Regions from separate parts of the Homo sapiens genome. Here region 1 is linked to region 2. Evidence: chromatin contacts called from ENCODE Hi-C or POLR2A ChIA-PET data. All regions are on one chromosome and are shown on one strand. Each heading gives the region's core, a stretch centred on a gene start or an enhancer-like site at or near the end of the contact. The rest is flanking DNA. Distances are from core to core; before and after follow the strand shown. Region 1 holds the start of ICA1L (islet cell autoantigen 1 like). Region 2 overlaps ICA1L (islet cell autoantigen 1 like).

Region 1 (7,021 bases), core at 2,564-5,063, 64 kb before region 2:
CCGTCTCTACTAAAAATACAAAATTAGCCAGTCATAGTGGCACATGCCTGTAATCCCAGCTACTTGGAAGGCTGAGGCAGAAGAATTGCTTGAACCCAGGAGGTGGAGGTTGTGGTGAGCCAAGATCGCGCCATTGCACTCCATCCTGGGCAACAAGAGCGAAACTCCGTCTCAAAAAAAAAAAAAAAAAAAGTAATACATAAATTTAAGTGACATTTGTGGGTACTAAATTACAATAATATGTTCAGCTTTGCATTTTTTTGCCTTTAAAATTAATTTCAATTTTAGCGTGCCACTAAACGTATTACTGTAATAGTATATAAATGTATAAAGATCAATTTCTGTATATTCTAATAGGAATTGTATATAAGCAAAAATGAATTTTAGAAATTATCCTATTATTCATGTAATTATGTCATTCATGTTATTTAAAGGAAACCACAATGCAGACAGGTTAAGTACCTAGTGTGAAGGTATGTAACCAATTAATGGAGCTGTGCGACATACATCTGAGTAATAAAGACTACAGAGAAAGTATCTTGTTAGGTACTATCTGATACAAAGTTTAGAAACATGTCAAACAATTCTATGTATAGTTGGTGAAAGTGTAATAACATGGCTGAGACTTAATACCAGATGAAGTTCAGTGGTTTCAGGGGGAGGAAATAATTTTTAAAACGATGTCGATAACACTTCACATTTAAAATCATCATAATAATTCTAATTCTAGAATTGTGTCTAATTCTAATACTGTTTCTAGCTTTGCTTGAATAAACAGAAATGTAGTAGGGAAGAGACAGAATGTTTAGCTTGCAGTATCTAATTACTCATTTGGGTATCTGGGAAGATAGCTCTCCATGGCCCCACTGTCACTGACCTATAATGCTTCTCCTGACGTCTTCGGTAAAATCCAACAGATTACAAAGAAACTGGAATGCCTTGAAGAAATAGAGCTTTTTGTGTGATGTCAGATTCAATAGACCTCTAATCCTTAGTAAAACAGTACAAAACAGTAGAATAATTTTTAGTGTTTTCTAATATCAACTGAGGTTTTATTTGGGAGATTAACCAGAGGTTTGCACAAAAACAAAAGTGAAGACCATTAGTCTTTAAAGAAACTAAGACTCTAGGTTTGGATCCCATTTGTGGAGCCCTACATTCCAAGTCATCTAATGTTCTTGTCTAGTTAGCTTGTAAAAGTCTATACAATGGAGGAAAACCCCTTTTTTCCCCTTAGTATAAGTGTATTATATGTTGATAGAAAGGATAGAAAGTTAAATAACAGTTCAGTAAATGTACTTCTAAATGAAATTTAAAAGTACTTTAAAGGTGTTAAATTATTTCACTTTCTAAAGAGGTTTTATGCAACACTAAAATGTAATGACTGAGCTGCCTCCTTTTGTTAAGAGACTAGTGCAAGTAGAGTCTTGCTCTGTCGCCCAGGCTGGAGTTTAGTGGCACAATCCCGGCTTGCAACTTCTGCCTCCTGGGTTCAAGTGATTGTCGTGCCTCAGCCTCCCAAGTAGCTGGGATTACAGGTGCACGCCACCACATGGGGCTAATTTTTGAATTTTTAGTAGAAACAGGGTTTCACCATGTTGGCCAGGCTGTTCTCAAACTCCTGACCACAAGTGCTCCGCTTGCCTCAGTCTCCCAAAGTGCTGGGATTATAGGCTTGAACTACCACGCTCTTCCTAGTGCAAGCCATTTAAACATTGTATCCAACAGCTAAAGAAAGAATTCATTCCACAGGCATTTATGAAATATGAGAGACTTGACTCCTGTCCAGGAGAAGCATCAGCAGCTAGCTCTACATTATTTTCTGATACTATTCCTACACTGTGCCACCGTGTTTCCTTAGCGACTTGTGAAGAAAAAGTGATTATATGAAGTGTAAATACTACACTTCATTAATGGCTTGGAGATACTGTGTATCTTTCTGTAATTTTACCCAGTTAAGTGAATAAAAGCAACAGGCCCGGCCGGTAGCCATTATTCTGACTTCCAGGTGTGTTCCTTGGAGGACTTTAGTCGGCCTCAGATTGAGCTGAAGAAGATATTAGTTTACTGTTCTCTTGACTTAAAACTTCATCTTGTTGGAACAAACATTTTCTAAAATACCCCAAGAACTTTACTATGGGGCATAGTAACATTTGAAAGTCATTTCGCTTGCCACTTTATTTATTCCTTGGTGAGAAAGATAATCTGTTCTTTTCAGATATTTTATAATGTATCCTTCAGTTGTGAATTAGCTATCTTTGTTTCATTTCGTTCATTGATGGATTCAACATTCATTCAGGACCTAGTTTGTATTAGGCACTGTGCTAGGTGCTAAGGCTGCAGAAATGCGTAAGGGAGGAGCAGCTTTGAAGCAGCTCGGCACCTAATGGGGAAGACAGGCAGGTAGATCGTTACAGCCAGAGAGCAGTATGCCCCTTAGGAGAAATGCCTCATTTGGTAAGATTCAGGAAAGCCATCCCAAGGAAATAGGTCAATCACTCATGTTTGCCAAACGCTAATTTTTACCCTTCTGAGGAAAGCTGTAGACTCCTCAAAAAAACAAACAAAATTTTGCACATAATCTCAGGTATTTGCCTATTCCTTGAAATCCAAATATCTCAGGGTAAAAGTCTAAAGACATTTAATGTTTTCAGTCCAAATTAACCCTCTGTAGCTTGCCACTTTTCCTATTCTAAAAGTATAATTTCCAGGTTAAGGTGAGTATTTTGTACTGTTAATATTCCAGAACCTCGGCCGGGCGCGGTGGCTCATGCCTGTAATCTCAGCACTTTGGGAGGCCGAGGCGGGCGGATCACGAGGTCAGGAGATCGAGACCATCCTGGCTAACACGGTGAAACCCCGACTCTACTAAAAATACAAAAAACTTAGCCAGGCGTGGTGGCAGGCGCCTGTAGTCCCAGCTATTCGGGAGGCTGAGGCAGGAGAATGGCGTGAACCCGGGAGGCGGAGCTTGCAGTGAGCCGAGATCGCGCCACTGTACTCCGGCCTGGGCGACAGAGCGAGACTCCGTCTCAAATAAAATAAAATAAAATAAATTCTAGACTCACCCCATCTTTGTCATCATACAGATTTTAATTATCACCTCGAGTGTTAACCTTTTAATTCTTTGCTAGCCTATGTGTCGCAGTTGTAATTAATAATTCGTATTCTGCTGTTTTAGGAAAGTTCTTTTAAGTTTTGGAGTCACCTTTAAAAAGAATGAAGTTTGAATTTATTAAATTATCTCCTACTAGTAGTAAATAGTTTTGCCTTCCTTTTTGTTTTTTTCCTGAGACTTTCAGGATCCGGTTTTACCTTTTACTCTTGAAGATTCATCATAAACATTATGGATATGGATATGTGCATTTGAGATTGGTTATGAACGGTTGTTAACTTAGACCTCTTTAAACCTTTAACACGGGAGTTAAATACAGCGGGCGAACGCTTTCCGCCTAAGGAGCACTGGTGCTAAGGGGCCGCCCCAGAAGGCCCGGCAGGTCCGGGGGTGGGGGTGCTCGGAGGGAGCCGGGAGGGCCCCGGGCCAATGCCTTCCACTTCCCCACGCCTCAGAGAGCTCACACTCAGCTCCTCGTAATGTTCTGACCGGTTTGGTGTTTGTCATTTCACTTTATTAAGTAAAGAGGAAATCGGGAAAGGAGGAATAGAGAGGGTCCCCGAGTTCATTCAAGAGCAGACCGAGAGATGCTCCGATCCCGAGTCGGGCCGGTGGCGGGGTCAGGCCGGCGCCCGAGGGGGGCGAACGCGGACGCCAGGTCGCGCGGTTTAAATCTCCCGCCTCCCGCAGCGGGAGCCTGACACCTCCACGCACTGGTGCGGAGGGGCACTGGCTGCCGGAGGGCCGGGAGTCGGCGCGGGGCTCGCGGGCGGTGGCCGGAACGGGTGCCGGGACGGATCACCGTACGGCCGAACGCGACCCGAGGAGGCGGAAGAGCGGCGCCGGTAAGCTTCTGCTGCCTCCTGTCCGCCCCTATTCCCCCTCAGGCGGCGGTCAGGCCCGGAGACCAAATCCCGGGTTCCCATGGCGACGCCGGGAGGCGGGGGCGCGGCGGGAGGCTCCGGCCACACGCGCGCGCGCGCGGCTTCTCGGGGCCTTGCTGGCCTCCTCGGTTCTCTGGGGGACCCCGGCCGCTGCCTGCGGCCTTCTTCCAGGCGAGGCCCTGCTCGGGGTTCTTCCGGCCTCCCCCCAGGCAAAACCCGCAAGGAGCGGTTTCTGGCGTGGCTGGGTCCCCTGCGGCGGAAGGGCGCCTCCCGGCCACGCTCGCTGTAGTGAAGGAGCGCGGCAGCCTGGGGCTCGTTTGGGTGATTTCCCTCGGCGGTGGAGGTCGCTCCTAATAGAGGCGGCGGCGGATCACCCGAACAGCCTTCAGGTGCTTCCCTGCTGACCTCTTTTTAACGTGGTGCTTATTTTTATTTCGCTATTATTTTGTAATGGGAATGTCTTCCTTAGAAACTAATTGGCAACCGATGGATAAAAACAAAACATAGTAAATGTGCAGTTTGAGCTGAACTGCAGAATGCACGGGCCCGCGAGGGGCTCCGCGCACAGATCCTGCTCCTTAGGCCGGCAACCCGACCCCACGGCACAGATATGGCTCCTGGAAACGCGCGTCAGCTGGTCAGGTGCCCAGGTGATGTCAGTGGTCAGATACCTGATGCTCTAAGGAAGACGGAGAGGGGAAAGCGGGGAGTCCATCCTGGCAGCTCACCCGCGATGCTGGGGCGTTGCCAGTAGAGGGGGTGGAATCATTTTTCGTGTAATAGATGATCTTGATGCACACAGCATAAAAGCTGTTATAAACTATGGGTCTCTGTAAAATAGATTGTTGGGAAGGTAACATTTTTCCATGGTTTTGATTTTTCCCAAAAGTATTTATGTATTGATTTATTTGGTTCTGACTCAGGCGACGTACTGTAAGACGATATTACTTTAATCATCTTCACATCAGTATTTATGGAATAGCCACAGGTGCCTCATCCTTTAGTAGGAGTTAATTATACATTTACTGGCCGAGTAAACATCTCCGAATGGTATGTATGTATTTTTATGTGACCAAAATTTTAAATCGTTTAGTATTTGTTATCTGTGCCTATCATACCCAGTATTCTTTGAAATCTCTTTATTTAATAGTTCAAAATGATTGTTTATCTAGTCGTTGAAACAGCTATGTGGAAGGCAGTGTTCTAATTACCAGTTTAATTTTAGAGTTAGAAGGGTGCTCAGAGATCAGCCAGTCCAAAGAGGAAAAATTGCAAATATGAGAACTGGTGGAAAAAGTAGGATGCCATATTTTTATTATAAATATCATAAAAATATAAAACAAAGTTTATACCAGTTATGGAACTAGGACCAGATATCAAAATATTAGATACAAAATAGATAATATACTGTCTTGTTCTACTATACTGCCAAACTTGGTGATTTCATTGTGTGATTCTATATTTACATTTTTTCTGTACTTTTATACTTTAGCTTTTTCAGTACTCACTGCGCTTCCTTTAAAATTTTATTCTTTTTATATTCTTTAACAACAACAGATGGGATATGTGAGTTTTAAATATATCTGTAACTGGAAAGATTTCCTCGTTCGAAGTAGATTTTGTTATTTAATAATATTCTTATTACCCTCTTCCATTTTGTCTATTTTTCATTCATCACTTAAGTTTTGTGTTTTTTTCGGAAATCAAAATTTTCAAACTTGTACTTGGATCCAGTATTCACCATTAAAATTTAGTCACCTTCTATGTATCTCATTATTATTTTGCCATTATTGACTCACTTGCATGTAACACTAGGGTTTTAAAATTCCTTTTTTAATTTAGTTGAGATAAAAAAAGACTAAAATTCCTTTTTTAATTTAGTTGAGATTAAAAAAAAGACTAAAGTAACACAATATCTATATTTACAGAGGCCGACATTAACAACTGTTAACATTTTGTTGTATTTCTTTCTAGTATTTTTTTAGATAAGGAAATAAAACATTTCCAATAAAGCTGAAGTCTCATCCCACCCATCCGTTATCAGGTACTCAACATCATGAGTTGGTATCTGTGTTTTGTGTTTTTTAAATTATATTTTATACATGTCTATTATTGCATGTGTTTTTAAATTTTAAATAAGTTACATCATATTGCATATAGCCTGCACTTGTGTTTTTCACTCAGTGTTATTTTATTTTATTTTATTTCTTATTTTATTTTTTTGAGACAGAGTCTCGCTCTGTCGCCCAGGCTGAGTGCAGTGGCAGGATCTCGGCTCACTGCAAGCTCCGCCTCCCGGGTTCACGCCATTCTCCTGCCTCAGCCTCCGGAGTAGCTGGGACTACAGGCGCCCGCCACCACGCCTGGCTGATTTTTTGTATTTTTAGTAGAGTCGGGGTTTCACCTGTTAGCCAGGATGGTCTCGATCTCCTGACCTCGTGATCCGCCCGCCTCAGCCTCCCAAAGTACTGGGATTACAGGCGTGAGCCACCACGCCTGGCCTCACTCAGTATTATTTTAAAAATTGATTTGGATTGATATTGATAGTTTTAGCCACTGATGTATTTGTTTTAAATGTTTTTTGTTGTTGTTGTTGTTGTTGTTGTTGTTTTGAGACAGAGTCTTGCTCTGTCACCCAGACTGGAGTGCAGTGGCGCGATCTCAGCTCACTGCAACCTCTGCCTCCTGGGTTCAAGCGATTCTTCTGTCTCAGCCTCCCAAGTAGCTGGGACTACAAGCACATGCCATCACGCCCAGCTAATTTTCTTATTTTTAGTAGAGATGGGGGTTTTACCATATTGTTCAGGCTGGTCTCGAACTCCTGACCTCAGGTGATCCACCAGCCTCAGCCTCCCAAATTGCTGGGATTACAGGCGTGAGCCACCGCGCCCGGCCTTAATTGTTTTATATAGTATTCTGTCATATGAATATACTACATTTTTATCTGTATAGCTTTTTATTAATATACTTAGATTGTTTCTAGTTTTTTATTACAATGCTAAAATAAGTAGACATTCATTTG
Region 2 (6,436 bases), core at 2,841-5,340:
TTTTTTGAGACAGTCTTGCTCTGTCCCCCAGGCTGGAGTGCAGTTGCGTGATCTTGGCTCACTGCAAGCTCTGCCTCCCAGGTTCATGCCATTCTCCTGCCTCAGCCTCCTGAGTAGCTGGGACTACAGGTGCCTGCCACCATGCCCAGCTAATTTTTTTTTGTATTTTTAGTAGAGACAGGGTTTCACTGTAGTAGCCAGGATGGTCTCAATCTCCTGACCTTGTGATCCGATCCGCCCACCTCGGCCTCTCAAACTGCTGGGAATACAGGTGTGAGCCACCGCGCCCAGCCTCCATCAACTTTTGTTTTGTCTGGGCAAGTCTGTTTCTCCTTCATTTTTTATCAGGCGAAATTCACCCCCGATATTTCACGTAGGTTCTTTTCTATTTTCCCCAAGTGTCGGCTGGTCTGAGAAATAAAGGGACAGAGTACAAAAGAGAGAAATTTTAAAGCTGGGCTTCTGGGGGAAACATCACATGTCAGCAGCTTCCGTGATGCCCCACAAGCCGCAAAACCAGCAAGTTTTTATTAGTGATTTTCAAAAGGGGAGGGAGTGTACAAATAGGGTGTGGGTCACAGAGATCACATACTTCACAAGGTAATAAGATATCACAAGGTAAATGGAGGCAGGGTGAGACCACAGGACAGGGGCGAAGTTAAAATTGCTAATGAAGTTTCGGGCAGGCATTGTCATTGATAACATCTTATCAGAGACACGGTTTGAGAGCAGACAACTGGTCTGACCAAAATTTATTAAGCGGGAATTTCCTCGTCCTAATAAGCCTGGGAGCGCTACAGGAGACCAGGGCTTATTTCATCCCACAGCTATGACCATAAAAGACAGCTGCCCCCAAAGCAGCCATTTTAGAGGCCACCCTCAAGGACACATTCTCTTTCTCAGGGATGTTCCTTGCTGAGAAAAAGAATCCAGCGATATTTCTCCTATTTGCTTTTGAAAGAAGAGAAATATGGCTCTGTTCTGCCTGCCTCACCAGCAGTCAGAGTTTAAGGTTATCTCTCTTGTTCCCTGGACATTGCTGTTATCCTGTTCTTTTTTCAAGGTATCCAGATTTCATATTGTTCAAACACACATGCTCTACAATTTGTGCAGTTAATGCAATCATCACAGGGTCCTGAGGCGACATACATCCTCCTCAGTTTACGAAGATGACGGGACTAAGAGATTAAAGTATAGACAGGCATAGGAAATCACAAGGGTATTGACTGGGGAAGTGATAAGTGTCCATGAAATCTTCACAATTTATGTTCAGAGACTGCAGTAAAGACAGGCATAAGAAATTATAAAAGTATTAATTTGGGGAACTAATAAATGTCCATGAAATCTTCTTCTGCCATGGCTTCAGCCGGTCCCTCTGTTCGGGGTCCCTGACTTCCCACAACAATTTTTGGAGGATATTTTCGCTGGATATACTATTCTTGGGTAAAAGTTTTTTTCCTTCAGCAGTTTAAATGTCATCCCACTTTCTCCTGGCCTATAAGGTTTCCACTGAAAAGTCTACTGCCAGACATTTTGGAGCTTCATTGTATGTGATTTGTTTCTTTTCTTTTGCTGCTTTTAGGATCTTTTCTTTATCGTTGACCTTTGGGAGTTTGATTACTAAATGCCTTGAGGTAGTCTTCTTTGGGTTAAATCTGCTTGGTATTCTATAACCTTCCTGTACTTGGATAGTGGTATCTTTCTCTAGGTTTGGGAAATTCTCTGTTATTACCCCCTTTGAATAAACTTTCTACCCCATCTCTTTCTCTACCTCCTCTTTAAAGCCAATAACTCTTATATTTGCCCTTCTGAGGCTATCTTCTAGATCCTGTAGGCATGCTTCATTGTTTTTTATTCTTTTTTCGTTTTTGTTTTTTGAGACAGAATTTCAATCTGTCACCCAGACTCGAGTGCAATGGCACAATCTTGGCACACTGCAACCTCTGCCTCCTGGGTTCAAATGATTCTCCTGCCTCAGGCGTCTGCCACCACGCCCAGCTAATTTTTTTTTTTTTGAGATGGAGTTTCACTCTTGTTGCCCAGGCTGGAGTGCAGTGGCACCATCTCGGCTCATGGCAACCTCCGCCTCCCAGGTTCAAACGATTCTCCCCTGCCTCAGCCTCCCGAATAACTGGAATTACAGGCATGCACTACCATGCCAGGTTAATTTTGTATTTTTAGTAGAGACAGGGTTTCTCCATGCTGCCCAGGCTAGTCTTGAACTCCTGACCTCAGGTGATCCACCCGCTTGGCCTCTCGAAGTACTGGGATTACAGGCGTGGGGTACTGCACCTGGCCTATTCTCTTTTCTTTTGTCTCCTCTGACTGCATTTTCAGATAACCGGTCTTCAAACTCACTGATTCTTTCTTCTGCTTGATCAATACTCCTGTTGACTCTGATGCGTTCTTCACTATATCAATTGAATTTTTCAACTCTGGAATTTCTGCTTGATTTTTAAAAGTTATTTTAACCTCTTTGTTAAGTTTACCTGATAGGATTCTGAATTCCTTCTCTGTGTTATCTTGAATTTCGCTGAGCTTCCTCAAAACAGCTATTTTGAATTCTCTCTCTGAAAGGTCACATATCTCTGTCACTTCAGGATTGGTCACTAGTACACTATTTAGTTTGTTTGGTGAGGTCATGCTTTCCTGTATGGTCTTGATGCTTGTGGATGTTTGTTAATGTCTGGGCATTGAAGAGTTACGTATTTATTATAGTCTTTGTAGTCTGGGCTTGTTTGTACCTGTCCTTCTTGGGAAAGTTTTCCAAGTATTCAAAGAACATTGAGTTGTTGTCATCTAAATCTTTGGTCATTGTAGCTGTATCTGCATTGGCAGGGGCACCCCAAGCCCAGTAATGCTGTGGCTCTTGCACAATTGTAGAGATACTGCCGTGGTGGTCTTGGGTAAGATCTGGGAGAATTCCCTGTATTACCCAGGCAGAGACTCTTGTTCTTTTCCCTTACTTCCCCCCAAACACATGGAGTTTCTCCAAAGCCAGCAAAATACTGGGTCTCAGCCTGGGCCTCCTGTTACCACTGCCTGGCTACTGCCAATATTCACTCAAGGCCCAAGGGCTCTACCATCAGCAGGAAACAAATCCAGCCTGGCTTGTGTCGTTCTCTTCAGGGTGGCAAGCTACTCCCCAGCCTAGAGCAGATCCCAGAATGCCATCTGGGAGCCAGGGCCTAGAGTCAGGAACCTTAGGAATCTACTTGGTTCTCGATTCTACACCAGCTGAGCTGGCACCCAAGCTGTAAGACAAAATCCTTCCCACTCTTCCCTCTTTTTTCCTCATGCGGAAGGAGTCTCTCCCTGCAGCAGGTACTGCCTGGCTATCGCTGATACTCACCCAAGGCCCAAAGGCTCTTCAGTCAGCTTGTGGTGAATGCTGCCATTTTTAGGACTCTCCCTTCAAGGTAGTGGGCTCCCCTTTAGCCCAGGGCAGGTCCAGAAATGCCATCCAGAAGCCAAGGGCTAGAACTGACTACCCCAGGTGACTTCTTGGTTCTCTACCCCACTGTGGCCAAGCTGGTGCCCAAGCTGCAATAAAAAGTTCCTTTACTCTTTCCTCTCCTTACCTCAGGCAGAGGAAGTCTCTCCCTGTGGGCACCATAGCTTAGAATGCACTGGGTCACACCTGAAGCCGGCACAGCCCTGGGTCTTACCCAAGTCCCATGGTGAGTACTGCCTGGGTGCTGCTGATGTTTATTCAGGGCCCAGGGTCTCTTAGTCATCAGATGATAAATCCTTCCAGGACTGGGTCCTTCCCTTTAGGGCAGTGCATTCCCTTCTGGCCCTGGGTATGTCTAAAAATGTGATCTGGGAGCTAGGGCTTGGAATGAGGGCCTTGGGACTCTACCTTGTCCCCTATCCTACTGTGGCTGAGCTGGTATCCAAGTTGCAAGACAAAGTCCCCTTTACTCTCCTTTCTCCTCTCCTCAAGCAGAAAGGAGTTTCTCCTGGAGCTGTAAGCTGCACTGCCTGGGATTGGAGGAGGGGTGATGTAAGCACTTCCTTGGCTGGCTGGCTGGCTGGTATCTCACTAGGTCACATGTACCCTAACTCCACTGGCTCCAAGCCCAGCACAACACCAGGGCTTGCCCAGGAATTGCAGTACTTGTGGCCTAGACTGCCTTTCAAGTTTATTTGGAACCCCAGAGTGCTTTAGCTTGCCATGGTGGGGCTTGCTGGAACTCAGATTCTGACCAGTGGGATGGGTGGTTCCCCTCTGGCTGGGGCTGGTCTAACTGCCCCCTCTGTGAGTACTGGCTGAATTCTGCCCCATGTTGCTTTCAGCTGTGGCAGGCAGCACTGAGTTCTAATGCAAAGTCCCACAATCACTGCACTCTCCCTCCCACAAGTACAGATTCTCTCTCCACACCATGTGGCCACTGCCAAGAGATGGTGGAATGGTGGTGTTGGCAATTCAAGACTGTCTTTCCTATCTTCTTCAGTGCCTCTTTCAGTGATACGTAGTTAAAACCAGGTACTGTGATCTCTCACCCGATGTTTGGTTGTTATGAAGGTTCTTTCTTGTATGGATAATTGTTCAATTTGTTGTTCCTGTGGGGTACAGGGGGGAAATGATGGCTGGAGAGTTCTATTAAGCCAGCTTGCCCTGCCTCCTCTCCCCAAAGATAGGTGCTTTTAAACGCAAAAGTCCAGTTTATAGGGTTGCATGATTAAGTTTTGAGTTTTCCCTCATACTGAAATTTGTGTTATCTTTAAAAAATAAATACATGTTATATATACAGTCGACATATATTTGAACCACTGTGGTAAGGAAGAGTACAGGCTTTGAAAACAGAAAAATCTGAGTTTGGATCCTGGCTTTTTAAAACATCATTTATGGCTCTCTCAGTTGTCTCATCTGAAATAGGAGTTATTTATGCCTATCTTACCAGGGACATTAGGGATAGAGGTAATATTGAGAAACTCCATAGCACATAGTAGGTGACCAATAAATAAAAGAAAAAATATTTTCTTTTTTTTACCTTTTCTTCTTTTTTTTTTTTTGAGACAGAGTCTCACTCCTGTCAGCCACGTCGGAGTGCAGTGGTGCAATCATGGCTCACTGCAGCCTTGACTTCCCAGGTTCAGGTGATCCTCCCACCTCAGCCTCCCGAGTAGCTGGGACTATAGGTGTGTGCTACCTCACCCAGCTATTTTTTGTATTTTTTTTGGAGACTGGGTTTCGCCATATTGCCCAGGCTGATCTCAAACTCCTGGGCTCAAAGCAATCCGCCTTCGGAAGGATTTGATAAATTCTTCCAGGACTGGGTCCTTCCCTTTAAGGGCAGCGCATTCCCTTCTGGCCCTGGGTATGTCTAAAAATGTGATCTGGGAGCTAGGGCTTGGAATGAGGGCCTTGGGACTCTACCTTGTCCCCTATCCTACTGTGGCTGAGCTGGTATCCAAGTTGCAAGACAAAGTCCCCTTTACTCTCCTTTCTCCCCTCCTCAAGCGGAAAGGAGTTTCCCCTGGAGCTGTAAGCTGCACTGCCTGGGATTGGAGGAGGGGTGATGTAAGCACTTCCTTGGCTGGCTGGCTGGCTGGAGCTTTCGGCTCAGCCTCCCGAAGTGCTGGGATTACAGGCGTGAGCCACAGTGCCTGGCCGAGGTATTTTCAAGTACACACATAAATAGATCATACGGATAAAAGAAACAATGTAAGAGACCGTTGTAATCATGAACTCGTATACCTAACCTAGCTTCAAAATGTGTTCAAAAGGTTAACTAATTACATTTGCGTATGATCCTATACCCCACAAATACAGAACTTTTTTTTAAGTCACAAAGGAAATATAACGAACATTGCCGTAGTCTCAACATCTATTCATGCTATTATTTTATCTTTTAAATTTTGCCATGTCAGTAGTTATCTCCCCTTTTAAATTTCAGATATTCATTTGTTCCTTCTCCCTTTTTTCTTGATTAATCTTGCCAATGGTTTATTATTATTATTCTTTTAGCAAACCAACTTTTGGCTTTGTTAATCCTCTCTATTGAATATTTTTGGTTTTATAAATTTTAGTTCCTATATTTATTATTTTCTTCTCTTTACTTTGATGTTTTTCTTTCTGGTTTGTTGTTGTTGTTGTTGTCTTGCTTTGTTGCCAAGGTTGGTCTTGAACTCCTGGCCTCAAGTGATCTCCTGCCTCAGCCTGCTCAAGTGCTGGGATTACAGATGTGAGCCACCATGCCCAGCCATCTTTCTTTCTTTCTTTCTTTAAGGCTATATTCCCTCAAAATTTTAATTTTCCTATATCTTACAAGTTTTCTTTTAAAACAGCTTTATCAAGATATACTTTATGTATTATGAAACTCACTCATTTCAAGTGTATAAGTCAGTGATTTTTAATTTATTACTGAGTGGCACTACCATTTCCATTAATCAATTTTAGAACATTTTCATCCCCTCAGTAAGCTCTCTT

The links. Hi-C counts contacts between places; a loop is a spot of excess contacts on that map. ChIA-PET counts read pairs that join two places held with the same protein, here RNA polymerase II (POLR2A). Pooled maps may share reads with other maps.
Region 1: a map of gastrocnemius medialis shows a loop between it and region 2 (2.1-fold over the local background). The contact joins the promoter of ICA1L here to the enhancer-like site in region 2. A Hi-C loop is called at or near these places in 4 of 168 maps with a recorded cell type or tissue (ascending aorta, gastrocnemius medialis, heart right ventricle and 1 more) and 3 of 50 pooled maps. POLR2A ChIA-PET finds 5 or more read pairs at or near these places in 5 of 52 experiments (A673, MCF 10A, WTC11 and 1 more).

Annotation. Positions count from the first base shown.
Region 1 is chr2:202,868,558-202,875,578 of GRCh38, reverse strand. ICA1L (islet cell autoantigen 1 like) reads left to right here and starts at 3,813. Exons shown (of 13, transcript NM_001288622.3): 1 at 3,813-3,960. WDR12 (WD repeat domain 12) reads left to right here. Exons shown (of 13, transcript NM_018256.4): 13 at 1-1,318. RefSeq lists silencers at 3,501-3,630, 3,691-3,740, 3,781-4,270.
Region 2 is chr2:202,805,230-202,811,665 of GRCh38, reverse strand. The region is part of intron 9 of ICA1L (islet cell autoantigen 1 like); the gene reads left to right. Among named protein-coding and RNA genes, the nearest start is that of ICA1L, 63 kb to the left of the region's middle. Within about 2 kb of position 4,090, at least 11 of the 41 ENCODE cell types and tissues checked have a DNase peak (open chromatin) inside an H3K27ac peak, as active enhancers do; they include ascending aorta, gastrocnemius medialis and heart right ventricle, where a contact is called at or near this core.